2 separate regions of the Homo sapiens genome follow, and region 1 is linked to region 2. A link is a loop called in an ENCODE intact Hi-C map of the cell type or tissue named here. Cell type or tissue: mammary epithelial cell. All regions are shown on one strand. Links, peaks and the distances in the headings refer to the core of each region. The heading gives the core; the rest is flanking DNA.

The links. Peaks named below come from ENCODE experiments on the same cell type or tissue, not always from the same donor. Only the 100,000 strongest peaks of a DNase experiment are listed, where the experiment ranks them.
Region 1: a loop joins it to region 2, with 2.2 times the contacts of the local background. A loop is called at or near these places in 1 of 110 quality-filtered maps.

The regions. Positions count from the first base shown.
Region 1 is chr12:79,734,784-79,741,621 of GRCh38, reverse strand. The region is part of intron 4 of PPP1R12A-AS2 (PPP1R12A antisense RNA 2); the gene reads right to left. Among named protein-coding and RNA genes, the nearest start is that of PAWR, 47 kb to the right of the region's middle. In mammary epithelial cell, for the core only: a CTCF peak has its summit at 3,310 (motif pointing right); a DNase peak (open chromatin) is centred at 3,311.
Region 2 is chr12:79,632,443-79,639,280 of GRCh38, reverse strand. The region is part of intron 2 of PAWR (pro-apoptotic WT1 regulator); the gene reads left to right. Among named protein-coding and RNA genes, the nearest start is that of PPP1R12A-AS2, 54 kb to the left of the region's middle. In mammary epithelial cell, for the core only: no CTCF peak of the experiment used is centred there; DNase peaks (open chromatin) are centred at 3,440 and 3,900; H3K27ac peaks cover 2,106 bases.

The DNA.
Region 1 (6,838 bases), core at 1,162-6,161, 100 kb before region 2:
TTATTAATGTGAGCCTGTGTGAGTATTGTTAGGGAGATGTTGAGGATCCATAATGTAGATACTGTATCTCAATAATGACATTTTGCCTGTTATAGCATGTTTATGTTTCTGGATTTGGGACAGGAAAAGCATTGGAAGGGGTAGCAAATCTTGCATAGAATCCTTAAAAATTATCATCTGTATTCATTTATACATCTTTGAAAATATTAATAGAAGCAAGAATATTTTTCTCAAAACTTGGTACAAAAATCTCTTTAGAAATCACTAATATTGGCTGGGTGCAGTGGCTCACGCCTGTAATCCCAGCACTTTGGGAGGCCGAGGCAGGCGGATTATGAGGTCAGGAGATTGAGACCATCCTGGCCAACATGGTGAAACCCCGTCTCTCCTAAAAATACAAAAATTAGCTGGGTATAGTGGTGCGCACCTGCAGTCGCAGTTACTTGGGAGGCTGAGGCAGAAGAATTGCTTGAACCCGGGAGGCGGAGGTTGCAGTGAGCCGAGATCACGCCATTGCACTCCAGCCTGGCAACAGAGCAAGACTCCATCTAAAAAAAAAAAAAGAGAGACAAAGAAAAAAGAAATCACCAATATTTCACATTTATTTGATACTGATCCTAAAAATAAAAGTGTTCTTTTTGTAGCCTACATGCTTATTATTGCCTTATTCTTTAAGAAGTTCCATGTTGGCTCCAGACTAAGAAATTTGCAACCTCAAGTCAAAATGGAACATGTTAGTTTTCCAACTTGTATTATTCAAAAATTTAAAAATATGTGTCACTAGGCACAAAATCTACTTGTTATAATTATGTGTGATAATAGATTTTTTGGGTATTAAGAATTTTATGTGAGTATTGTGAAAAACTTGTGACTTTTTGCCATTGCAAGTCTACGCAACCAGTGAAACCAAAAAACTGTGGGAAAGAACTTTGAAGGCTTTGCTGATTGCTTTGCTAAATATTATCTGGTATGTTTAGTTATAAATAAAAAAAGAAATTAACATTTCTTGATACCTTACTATGTGCCAAGCATTGATAAGCACTTTATGCACAGTATATCATTTAATCCTCACAACAACCATAAGAGGCAGTCTGGTTTTTCAGTTGACTGGGGTAAGAGGAAGAAATTGAATTCATGAGCTTAAGGCATGAGCAATGAAGCCAGGAGCTGAACAATATCTTACTTCATACCCATTCTACTTCATGTAATTTCAAGTCAACACCAAAGTTCTCATGTACTTTTCCTTCAAAACGTGCCGTTTTCTCCCACGTCTTCAACATTCAATCTAAACCACTGAACTAAAGAATTCTGAGGGTGTTCCAATGTTCAGATTTTCTTTGAGTATTTTCTGACATAAGTGATGACTGCTACCCACAAACTTCATGTCTGATCCTTGCCCTTGAAAGTGGACTACATTTGCATCATGTTTTCTTAGTAAATCTTTTTGAATTGTTAGTCTGAAAATATGAATCTAGTCAATGGTTTAAAATTTCTCAATTATTAAAATAAATGTAGCCAGGCACAGTGGCTCAGGCCACTTTGGGAGGTTGAAGCAAGAGGATTGCTTGAGCCCAGGAATTGGGACACCAGCCCAGGCAACATGGTGAAACCCCATCTCTACATAAAATACAAAAATTAGCTGGGTGTGATGGTATGCGCCTGTGGTGCAAGGTACTCAGGAGGCTGACGTCGGAGGATGGCTTAAGCACAGGAGATCAAGGCTGCAGTGAGCTGTGATTATGCCACTGCACTCCAGAGCCTGGGCTACAGAGTGAGACTCTGTCTCAAAAAAAAAAAAAAAAAAAAAAGAAAGAAAAAAAAAAGTCTCAAACACCTGAAAGCATAATTTGCACAGGTTGAGAGTTTTAAATGGACACTTAAATATGTTTTCCAAATTCCTCCCATTAGTTAAACTTTTTCAGTCCTGTTAAGTATTATCTCAGACCTTTTTCTCTTTTCTGGTGGTGATGGTGATATTTCATGTTTTTCTTCTTTCTTTTTCTTTTTTTTTTTTTTTTTTTTTTGAGACAGAGCCTTGCTCTGTCACCCAGGCTGGCTGACTGCAACCTCTCGGCTCACTGCAACCTCTGCCTCCCAGGCTCAAGTGATTCTCCTGCCTCAGCCTCCTGAGTAGCTGGGATTACAGGCACCCGCCACCATGCCCAGCTAGTTTTTGTATTTTTAGTAGAGATGGGGTTTCACCATGTTGGCCAGGCTGGTCTCAAACTCCTGACCTCAAGTGATCTGCCCACCTCAGCCTCCTAAAGTGCTGGGATTACAGGTATGAGCCACCACTCCTGGCCATTTTTTCTTAAAACCGTTTTCTGTTCTATTCCTGTCACTGATCCCATTCCTCTCAGTGGTCACCTTTGTACCCTACAATTCTTGGGTTTATTCAGGTTCCTTTTACAGACCAGTTAACAACATCCCTTTTCCTTGTCCGCCAAACATCTTTTGTCTACTTAAGTATTTAGTCATCATTGTCATAATTGTTCTGAAAATGGCTTTGATAAGTGGGCCAGCCCAGAAGACCAGCAATTTCTAAAGTTAATAACACCTTGGGCAAACAAATTATTTCATGATTCACTCCTTTCATGACCCCTCATAAGAGAAAAAAATTGTATGGTGAGAATAAAGATGTAATTAAGTGTTTTAGGTATTCGATAGTTGTACTGATGGGTTTGGTCTGCAGACAATTGCTTTGATGTTAGGACAAGGATTGTATCTGTTCAGTGTAAGTTTTCATTGAAAGAAATATATGCTCATTAGAAAACCTCACATGGTTAAAACCTTCTAATGATTAAATTGAGTACTTAATTCTAATTGTAGCCCTTATGACAAGTCTTTATATGGTCACAAGATTTTTTTTAAACACAGAAAAATACCTGATTTAGTAAAAAATCTGAATCAGAATTTAAAAAAAATTTAGTACTTCTAAGCACCTACTGAACCCAACTGTTCATTTTACAGGAATCCTAAGGATCTGTGCTAAGTGTCTGTTTTTCTGATTTAAGAATGAACAGTAATTAGCAGGTAATTTGAGTTTGAAAATAATTTATCTAAATAATTTACTCTATTAAGGAGAAAGTTTTTAATTAGTAGAGATAAATTACAGCTAACCCAAAACCAAGTCTCTTCTTTTGTATTCTGAAAAGCATTTTTCACCTAAAATGTTACAGAAAAAAAAGCGGCTGAGGTAGTTGGCGATGACTTTTAGTATACCTATTGATAAAGCATAAACAAAAGTGGGGTGGGGCATTGAAATGTCTTCTTAATTGCTACCGATACCTGCCACTCAAACCACTAGGTGGCACCAATAAGCTTTTCCGATATGTACAATAAATGTACCTATGTTTAAGGCACTCCTTGAACAATATCCCATACCATGACTACCAAAATGCTTAAAAATTCTACCCATATACTTAAGAATTACTGCACAAAGTTATGCCTCTAGACAACAATAAATGGTGTTGCTATTTGATTGTTGACAAAAGTATTGAGAAAGCAATCTAAATACAAGTCACCATGATTTAGTGGAAAAAACACTGGAGTGAGGGTCAATAGTCCTTGTTCTGTTCTCAGCTTCACCACCAACTACCTCAGTGTCTTGAGTAGTCACTAAACCTCTCTGGTTTCTATCTCCTGATCAGTAAAGTGAAAGATTGGGACTAGATGAGTTGGTTTCAAAATGTAAGTAAAAGCCTCTTTTCTTCTACAAAATCCCTCAGAATTCTAATATGGAAAACAGATGAAAGCAAGACTGAGAAGGGAGGGAAGCGTGGTTGGATGTTGGAAAGAGAAGAAGGTATGAGAAGCACCTTTTGCTCTGCTTCCCACCAGTCTCCTCAGTGTCCAACCTGTGGTCCAGAAAAAAAAATAATTTGGATACCAATGAAATAGAAAATTACTAACAACTCTGTGATCCAGAAGTCTGTAAATCCAAGTATGTAGCACTATGTCCAAGTTCTTAAGCATTTTCCAACTTTAGCGGCCCAATTCCAGGATATAGTACAGCTATTATTTTCTCCATTTTACAAATAAATAGTAAACTAAGGATGGGTAATTTAATAGTTTTCTAAAAGTCTCCTTTGAGATTCACTTGCAGTTGTAAAAAAAAAAAAAAGAAAGAAAAAAAAGAAAAAAGAAAACCAAGCAGAAATCCCATGTAAAATTTACCCAGTTTCCTCTAATGGGAACATTTTGCAAAATTATAGTATAATATCACAACTAGGATATTCACATCAATACAGTCAAGATACAGAACAATTCCAACACCACAAGAATCTCTGTTTCCCATTTATAGCTGCACACATTTTACTCCTACCTTGACTCTTTACTTAGCCCCTGGAAACCTCTAATTTGTTCTCCATTTCTACGATTTTTGTTATTTCAAGAATGTTATATAAATGGAATCGTATGTATGTAAGCTTTCAGGATTTATTTTTTCATTAAGCATAATTCTCTGAAGATTCATTCAGGTTGCTGCATGTATTAATAATGCATTCCTTTTTATTGCTGAGGAGTAGTTCATGGTATGGATATGTCACAGATTTTTTTTTTGGAGGCAGAGTTTCGCTCTTGTTGCCCAGGCTGGCGTGCAATGGTGCGATCTTGGCTCACCACAACCTCCACCTTCTGGGTTCAAGTGATTCTCCTGCCTCAGACTCCCGAGTAGCTGGGATTACAGGCATGCACCACCACGCCCGGCTAATTTTGTATTTTTAGTAGAGATGGAGTTTCTCCATGTTGGTCAAGTTGGTCTTGAACTCCTGACCTCAGGTGATCCGCCCGCCTCGGCCTCCCAAAGTGCTGAGATTACAGGCGTGAGCCACCACACTCGGCCTGTGTCACAGATTTTTAAGCATTCACCCATTGAAGGATTGAAGGACATCTAAATTGTTTCCAGGTGTTTGCTTGCTTGTTTGTTTTTGAGACAAGGTCTCACTCTGTTGTCCAGGCTGGAGTGCAGTGGCACAATCTCAGCTCACTGCAACCTCTGCCTATGGAGCTCAAGCTATCCTTCTACCTCAGCCTCCTGAGTAGTTGGGACCACAGGCGTGCACCACCACACTTGGCCAATTTTTGTATTTTTTTTTTTTTTATAGAAATGAGGTTTCACCATGTTGCCCAAGCTGGTTTTTAACTTCTGAGCTCAAGAAATCCGCCTACCGCATATGGCCCTCCAATTTTTGACTCTTATAAATAAAGCTGCTATAAATATTTGTGTACACCTTTTCATGTGAATATAAATTTTTATTTCTCTAGGATAAATGCCCAGGAGTGCAATTGCTGGGTCACTGTGTAGTTGCATGTTTAGTTTTTTCTTATTTTTAATTTTTATGGATACATAATAGTTGCACATATTTATAGGGTAGAAGTAATATTTTGATATAAGCATTAAATGTGTAATGATCAAATCAGGGTAACTGGGGTATCATCATCTTGAACATTTCTTGAACATTTATCATTTCTTTGTGTTAGGGACATCCCAATTCCACTCTGCTATTGTGAAATATACAATAAATTTTTGTTAACTATGGTCACCTTATTGTGCTACCAAACATTATATCTGATTCCTTCTATCTATATTTTTGTACCCACTAACCAATTCCTCTTTATCCCCCTTTCCCCACCTCTGGTATCCTTCCTAGCCTCTGGTATCCTTCCTAGCCTCTGGTAATGATCATTCTACCCTGTATCTTCATGAGATCAACACATTTAGCTCCCACATATGAGTGAGAAAATGTGATATTTGTCTTGCTGCGCCTGGCTTATTTCACTTAACGTAATGCCTTACAGTTCCATCCATATTGTTGCAAACAACAGAATTTCGTTCTTTTTTGTGGCTGAATAATTTTCTATTGTAGATATATGTACCACATTTTCTTTGTCCATTTATCCATCGATGGATACTTAGGTTGATTCCCTATCTTGGCTACTGTGAATAATAGTGCTGCAATAAACATGGGAGTGCAGATACTTCTTCAATATACTGATTTCCTTTTATATGGATCCTATACCCAGCAGTAGGATTGCTGGATCATTGGGTAGTTATATTTTTAGTTGTTTGAGAGGTCTCCATACTGTTCTCCATAGTGACTGTGCTAATTTACATTCCCACCAACAGTGTTGGAGGGTTCCACTTTCTCCCTATCTGCCCTAGCATCCGTTATTGCCTTTTTTATAAAAGTCATTTTAACTGGACTGAGATAGTATCTCATAGTTTTGATTTGCAGTTCTCTGATGATTGGTGATGTTGAGCATTTTGTAATATACCTGTCGGCCATCTGTATGTCTTCTTTTGAGAAATGTCTATTCATATCTTTCACCCATTTTCAATTTGAATTTTTTCTGTTGAGACGTCTGAGCTCCTTATATATTCTGGTTATTAATCCCATGTCAGATAGGTAGTTGGCAAATATTTTCTCCCATGCTGTGGGTTGTCTTTTCACTTTGTTGATTGTTTCCTCTGCTGTGATCCCATTTGTCCATTTTTTGCTTTAGTTGCCTGTGCTTTTGCGATCTTACTCAAGAAATCTTTGCACAAATCAATGACCTAGATAATTTTCCTAATGTTATCTTATAGTAGGTTCATAGTTTCAGGTCTTACATTTAAGTTTCTATTCAATTTAGATTTGATTTTTGTATATAATATGAGATAGGGGTTTAATTTTCTCCTTCTTCATATAAATATCCAGTTTCCAAGCACCATTTATTGTTCTTTCCCAATGTATGTTCTTGGTACCTTCACATGTTTAGTTCTAAAAGAAACTATTTTCCAGAGTAGGTGTATCATTTTGTATTCCCAATGGCAATGTAGGAGTGATAGTTTTTTTTT
Region 2 (6,838 bases), core at 901-5,900:
TTATAATGATAAAAATAATATGGCTTTTATGTAGATAAATTGGTGAAACAGTATTGAAAGCTAAAAATAGGGTGAGGTGGCTCACGCCTGTCACACCTATCCAGCACTGTGGGAGGCTGAGGCGGGCAGATCACGGGGTCAGGTGTTCGAGACCAGCCTGACCAACATGGTGAAACCCTGTCTCTACTAAAAATACAAAAATTAGCTGTGCGTGGTGGCATGCGCCTGTAACCCCAGCTACTCAGGAGGCTGAGGCAGGAGAATCTCTTGAATCCAGGAGGTGGAGGTTGCAGTGAGCTGAGATCATGCCACTGCACTCCAGCCTGGGCGACAGAGTAAGACTCCATCTCAAAAAAAAAAAAAAAAAAAAAAAAAAAAAAAAAATATATATATATATATATATATATATATATATATGACTCCATCTCAAAAAATATATGTATATATGTTTATATATAATACACACACACACACACACACACACACACACCCCAAATATAATGATAGCATTTGGACTTGATAGGGAGGCAATAGATCTAGAGTCCCTGGGTATGAACCCTGAGTGGGGCTGAGGGAATGCTGTACTCCAGTCGGAGCCATTATTCATACAACCCACTGCCGTTGTTGCAATTCTGTATTCTGTGTACATAGTTGAAACAATTGGCTGTTATCAAAGTAGAAACCAGTAGAGTCCAACTTCACTACACAACAAATTAAATATGAGATTAGTTAAGTTAAAAATGAGATAGTAAAAATAAGAAAATATGTGTTGATTAGATCTTGGAGTGGGAAAAACTTTCTTTTATAGAACCACAGGGAGAAATTGCAAAAGGGAAATTAAACAGAATTAAAAGGTAAACTAGAAAAAGACATTAACAATATGTTGGACAAAGATTACCATTCTTGTTATATACTGCTTTTAGAAGTACTAAGAAATGAAATTGACAGACAACATCAGTGAAGAAAATGAAGATACATAAATATATAAAGCCAATAAAAATATGACAAAAGTTTATCCTATTAATTAGGATTCAGTGAAACCCCTATTTGCCTAATATATTTGGTGAGAGTTGAAAAAATAAGGGTGAGACCAATCTTACACAAGCTTTCTGGGGCAATATTGGCAGTATTTTTTTTTTTTTGAAACCCAAAAGCTGTACTCTGAAGAATGACAGTATGTTTAAAGAGCCATAAAAATTAGAGATACACACAAAAATTTACGTGAAAGGCTATTTAACTTGTATGTCTCATGACACAGACAGGATTGAACAAATCACGTTGTATTCATAAGCTGATATAATACTATGCAGCTACTAAAATTTTTGTTACAAGAGATGATGTAAGTACACTTCAAAATGGGATATCCACAACTATTTGAATTTAAAAAAGAACTAGTTCTCATAGAAAGATGTTTACCACAGTGATAATAGTTGGTTAAGATTAAGAATGATTTTTCTTTTTTCTTTTTTTTAAGATGTTAATAGTTTTGAAAATTTGTACGTTTTAAATTTACTCAGTTCCCAAGCTTTCTAGTTTAGAGGTATGTTGTATGTGTGTGAGTGTTGGTGTGTATGTAGCAGACCGTAGCATATTAATCTATGTTCATTATAACATAGATTAATACGTTTCTTTCTGCTATCCAGTTAGAAGACGTCATTTGTTTATTATGCCCAGTTCTTTTCACATAGAGATACTTAATAATTTGACCTTATTTCAATTTATCTTTTTTTTTTTTTTTTAATGTTCAATGTTGTTGTTGTTGTTTAATCATCTCACAGTAACTTTTGGCTTAGGAGCCAGGGATGGAAGGTGAGGTAAAGCTAGGGCAGAGGTCGAGTGATGACAGAATGGTATATGCTAGATAAAAGAAGGACTAATGGTAGATGAAAAGGGTATTACCAGAGAAGGAGGCGGATTAAAGAAGTGGCATTACTGATAGGATTGACATGGTCTCCCTGAAGAAAATGAGTGGAATCTATTTTAATTTCCCTAATACCTTTCATGGTTATAGTAACTCATTTTGGAAAGCACAGGCACTTAATCCACACACATGGTTTGTAATTGTGTGATCCCAAATAGACTGCCCTGCCCATCCCCCTTTTAGGGAGCTCTAATTCTTTCCCCAAGAAGCTTTGCAAAGATTGCTTACCTGATTATTTTTTAGATGTAGTGGGCAGTCACAGTTTTTGAACTACATTTATATAATTTATTGTACATAAATGCAGTTGAACTTACTTGGCTGTTTAAAATCTGTATTTCATTTTAGTTCTATTGTAGTTATTTTTCTCATTCTGATTCGTAATTTAAAAGTTGTCATATTTTCCTTATTAGAGCCTTGTTGAGGAGTGTTTATACTTTGCAAAAATTTGTTCAAAAATTAAAACACCTAAGAAATTTGTGTGGATTCTTAAGATGTACATATGTTGTGTCTACAGGCATATTTGGATAGAAGAAAATGAGATAAAATTTTTTTAAGGATTCTGAAAATCGAAGGAACAAGCATTATAAGGAATGTCAGTATTATGTAAAGGATTTTACGAACGGTTGTAAATATTTTCTACTTAAAAATGAATAAACTATTGCATTCATTTGTAAGACTTACTACTTATGAGAAAGAGCAAATGGGAAAGTAGAGAAAGGAATGTGAAACAATATCTAGTTGAATTCTTTCAAGAACTAGATAGTAGATCACAATTTAAGCTATCAAAGTATCAAAACTTTGGCTTGAGCACTTATTAAAAATTAATTTGAACAGTTCTTATGTTTTATGTTGAAATTTTTAACATTGTATTTTCTTGTTTAGTTAGTATGCATAGTTTTAGATAAATAGTAGCTGTGAATGATGATTGCCTTATGTGCTTAGGTTTACCCCTACTGTTCAAGAGTTGTTATTAATATAAGTAAAAGTTATACTCTTCTCCATATATTAGAAACATTTAAACGTGTTAATACAGTTTTTGTTTAATAGAGGCAAATGGTATATTGATTGCTTTTTCTGAACTGAGTTTTGTGGAATTCTGTTTTATAAAATTGATAGGAAAAAGCTGCCATGAGATGAATCTTTTTGTTATTTAGTCTATGAACTTATTAAATTTCTATATTAAAATCTTTGAGCTGTAGTAATAGAAATGTTAGTAGTAGGAAACTATTGCCTTTAAGATTTCTAAGTCAAGTTTATTTCCATATTTAACATATATATCACTGTAAGGTTAGTCTTTCAAAAGCAGCATGTTTTATCTCATTTGTTCAAGAAATACTATGATTGGCTGATTTTTTTTGTATTTATGACTTCATGTCCCAATTCCTGTTTAGCCACAATGTCTTTGTAATACAGTCCAGTCAGTCTAGTCTCTACCAAACACCCTAGTATTTAGTTCAGCAAACATTTATTGAATATGTGCAACATACACCATGTTTTGTAATAACAGGAGTGTGAAATACTGTGGTGATGATAATATTGTGATGGTGCAATCTGTTGCCCCAAGCAAAGTCATAAAACTATCAGAACATAGCAGTGGCTTTCAAACTTTTTTTGGACAGATAAAATTATGCTTTATTGGTGACACAAATATGAATAGTTTTACAGTTAATGACATTTTCCAAAATGGCAAGCAATTTTTAAAAATAAGATTATAAACAACATATTTCCTGGATTTTCAGGATAGCCGTCTTCTGGAAAAATCTTTGTATACATTTACAAATCCTGTACTTCTCCTGCTTTGTTTTTATAGGTAAGTGGTTGGGCTCAGATAATTATAAACTTATTTTTCACCTGCTGGCTGACTCAACATTACATTCTCCAGTTAAACAAGGTGTAGGTCTTTTCTTTCTTACCGGAACTGTGTTTTCAAATTGCAATGTGGGTAGCATTCCAGGTTTCTGCTCCATAACCAGTAATATCCCTCAGTCATCAAGGTGACCAAAATGCCTCCACAGAATTTCATAATACCTTTTAGGTATTATGAAAGAATCACTGAGCCCAGAGCATTATGGCCAAAGTAGAGACTTGCCCCAGAGACATACTTGGAGAAGATACTAACCCTACTACCAGGTCCCAAGCTATGAGGGGAATTAAATAAGTTCCAGTTGAGACACCACAGGGAGTCTTTTTCAGGGAGCCAGCCAGGTTTTAATCTGCATCTGACAATAGCAAGATGTTAATCACTGAGCAGGAATTTTAGGCAGTAGAATGGAATAATTTGGAAGGGAGAGGAAGAATGCAGTATTGGAACAGATTAGGATATGTGAGGTTATGTACAGAGCAATATAGTAAGTGAGAATCTGTACAGTGATAGATGAGACTTGGGGAAGCTGGGTCTGCTGTTAGTGACTGAGGTGTAAACTTGGAAATGAGACCTTATAGAATTCCTCCAGATAGCCTCTTTAAAATTAAAAAAAAATTATGTAAAAACGTTAACATACAGAAAACTACCAAGCCAAATGAATCCTTATATAACTGTCATCCAGCAATAATAATCATCAACCCATAGTCACTCTTTTTTTTTTCAGCTGCAATTCTCAGTAATTCTGTGTTCTACAAAGTGACTCAGTATACTTACAAGTAATCTGAAACAAAAGTTTGGAAAAGTGCTCACTGCTATTGTCTATTCTGTTCTTTTTCTTAAAAATTCTGGGTTGCAATGCAGTAAATTGATTTCATAACTAACAAATAGTTACACCTGGCAGTTGGAAAATTGAGTTCAGGTTTTGGAGTTAGACTGCTTAGGTTGGAGTTCTGACTGCACTATTCAACAAATGTGTCCTTAAGCATTAATTCTTATCTTGTCCCCTCTTCCTGAATGTACATTGTGTGTACCTCCTAAAATTTTTGTGAGAATTATGAGATACTGGATTTTAGTGCTTAGTAGTACCCTACTTTAAGTGTCAGACTGGGATCTGAATCTAGGTTTCCAGTTCTAAAATCTGAGTTCTTGTCTTGTAGTTGTGAAATCTAACACCCACTTTACAGAAGATTATTTTTTTAAAAAAGAAAAAACCAAGAGATAAATGTATCCTTATCATTCATACATATCTTTATATATTAAATTTGAAGCATTTCCCAACATTATTTTGAAAACTGTTTTCAGATAATATTCTATTCTCCAGAGGCAGAAGTGTTATGGTACAGATGAATAAAATATGTATTTACTTATAGTTATTTAGTCAAAACATAAATTTTATTGCATTTTTAAACTGTATTTGGGGATTTCAATCATATACAGATGTAAGGAGAATCATATAATGAAGTCTACCTGTACTCATCTTCAGTTTCAATAATTTTCAACTCATGGCCAGTTTTGTTTTATCTATACCAGCACACTGCCCGTCTTACCTCTTGTCTTATTTTGAAGCAAATCCTAGGTGGCATGTTATGTCATCTTTAAATACTTCAGTATACATCTCTAAAATATATGGATTTTTTTTTAAACCAGAAGGACAATGTCATTATCTCACTTGAAAAAGTTTTAAAAAGTAGTTCCTTAATCTCTCAAATATATATTCATGTTCAAAGTGTTTCTTAAATAATTTTTAAAGTAGTTTCTTTAAATAAGGATGCAAATGAGGTGAGTACCTTGTTGTTGGTTCTTATGTTCTTTGAGTTTCAAATTCATATATCTCCTTTCCCTTCTTTTCTCTTTGCAATTTATAAGTTGTAGAAACTGGGCCATTTGGTCAGCAGAGGCTTGTTTTTATATGACAGAGAGCCAAGAGTGGTTTTTATAGTTTTAAAGGGCTGTTTATAAAAGAAAAACAACAACAAAAAAACAAACAGCTGACTTTATGCTGCTAAATCCTCACCAACAATTGGTATCGTCAGTCTTATAATTTTAGTCATTCTGGTAGGTGGTTCATTATGGTTTCAGCTTGCATTTCCCTAATGACATGATGTTGAGTGTCTTTTCGTGTGTTTATTTGACATTTCTTTGGTGAAATATCTGTTCACATTTTTGGTCATTTTTAATTGGGTTGTTTTTTTAATTGTGTTCTAAGAGCTCATTATATGTTCTGGCTACAAATTCATCAGGTGTGTGTTTTTGCAAATATTTTCTTCTAGTCTGTGGCACGCCTTTTTATTTCCTTAACTATTTTTTGAATAGCAAAAGTTTTTAATTTTGATAGTTTTTTTGTTTTTTGTTTGTTTGTTTGTTTGTTTTTGAGACAGAGTCTCTCTCTTTTGCCTAGGCTGGAGTACAGTGGCACAATCTCAGCTCAGTGCAACCTCCGCCTCTCGGATTCTCCTACCTCCACCTCCCAAGTAACTGAGACTACAGACATGCGCCACTACGCCTGGCTGATTTTCATATTTTTAGTAGAGACAGGGTTTCACCATGTTGGCCAGGCTGGTCTCGAACTCCTGGCCTCAAGTGATCCGCCCACCTCAGCCTCCCAAAGTGCCGGGATTACAGCCATGAGCCACCGTGTCCGGCTATGATAGTACATTTTGAGCTTATTTTTGTAACTGATGTGAGATAAAGGACTGAAGTTAACTTTTTCCTTTTAGTGGGAGGGTATATATGGATATCTATTTGTTACAGCACCATTTGCTGAAAAGATCATCCTTTCCCAGTTGAATCTTCATGACATCTTTGCTAAAAATTAAAGGGCCAGGCTGGGCACATGGTATGCTGCACGCCTATAATCCCAGAACTTTGTGAGACTGAGGCAGGTGATCACTTGAGCCCAGGAGTTCAAGACTAGTCTGGGCAACAGCAAAACCCCATTTCTACAAAAAACTAAACAAAACAAAACAAGAATTAGCCAGACATGGTGGCAAGCACCCATAGTCTCACCTACCTGGGAGGTTGAGGTAGGAGGATGGATTGAGCCCAGGAGGTCA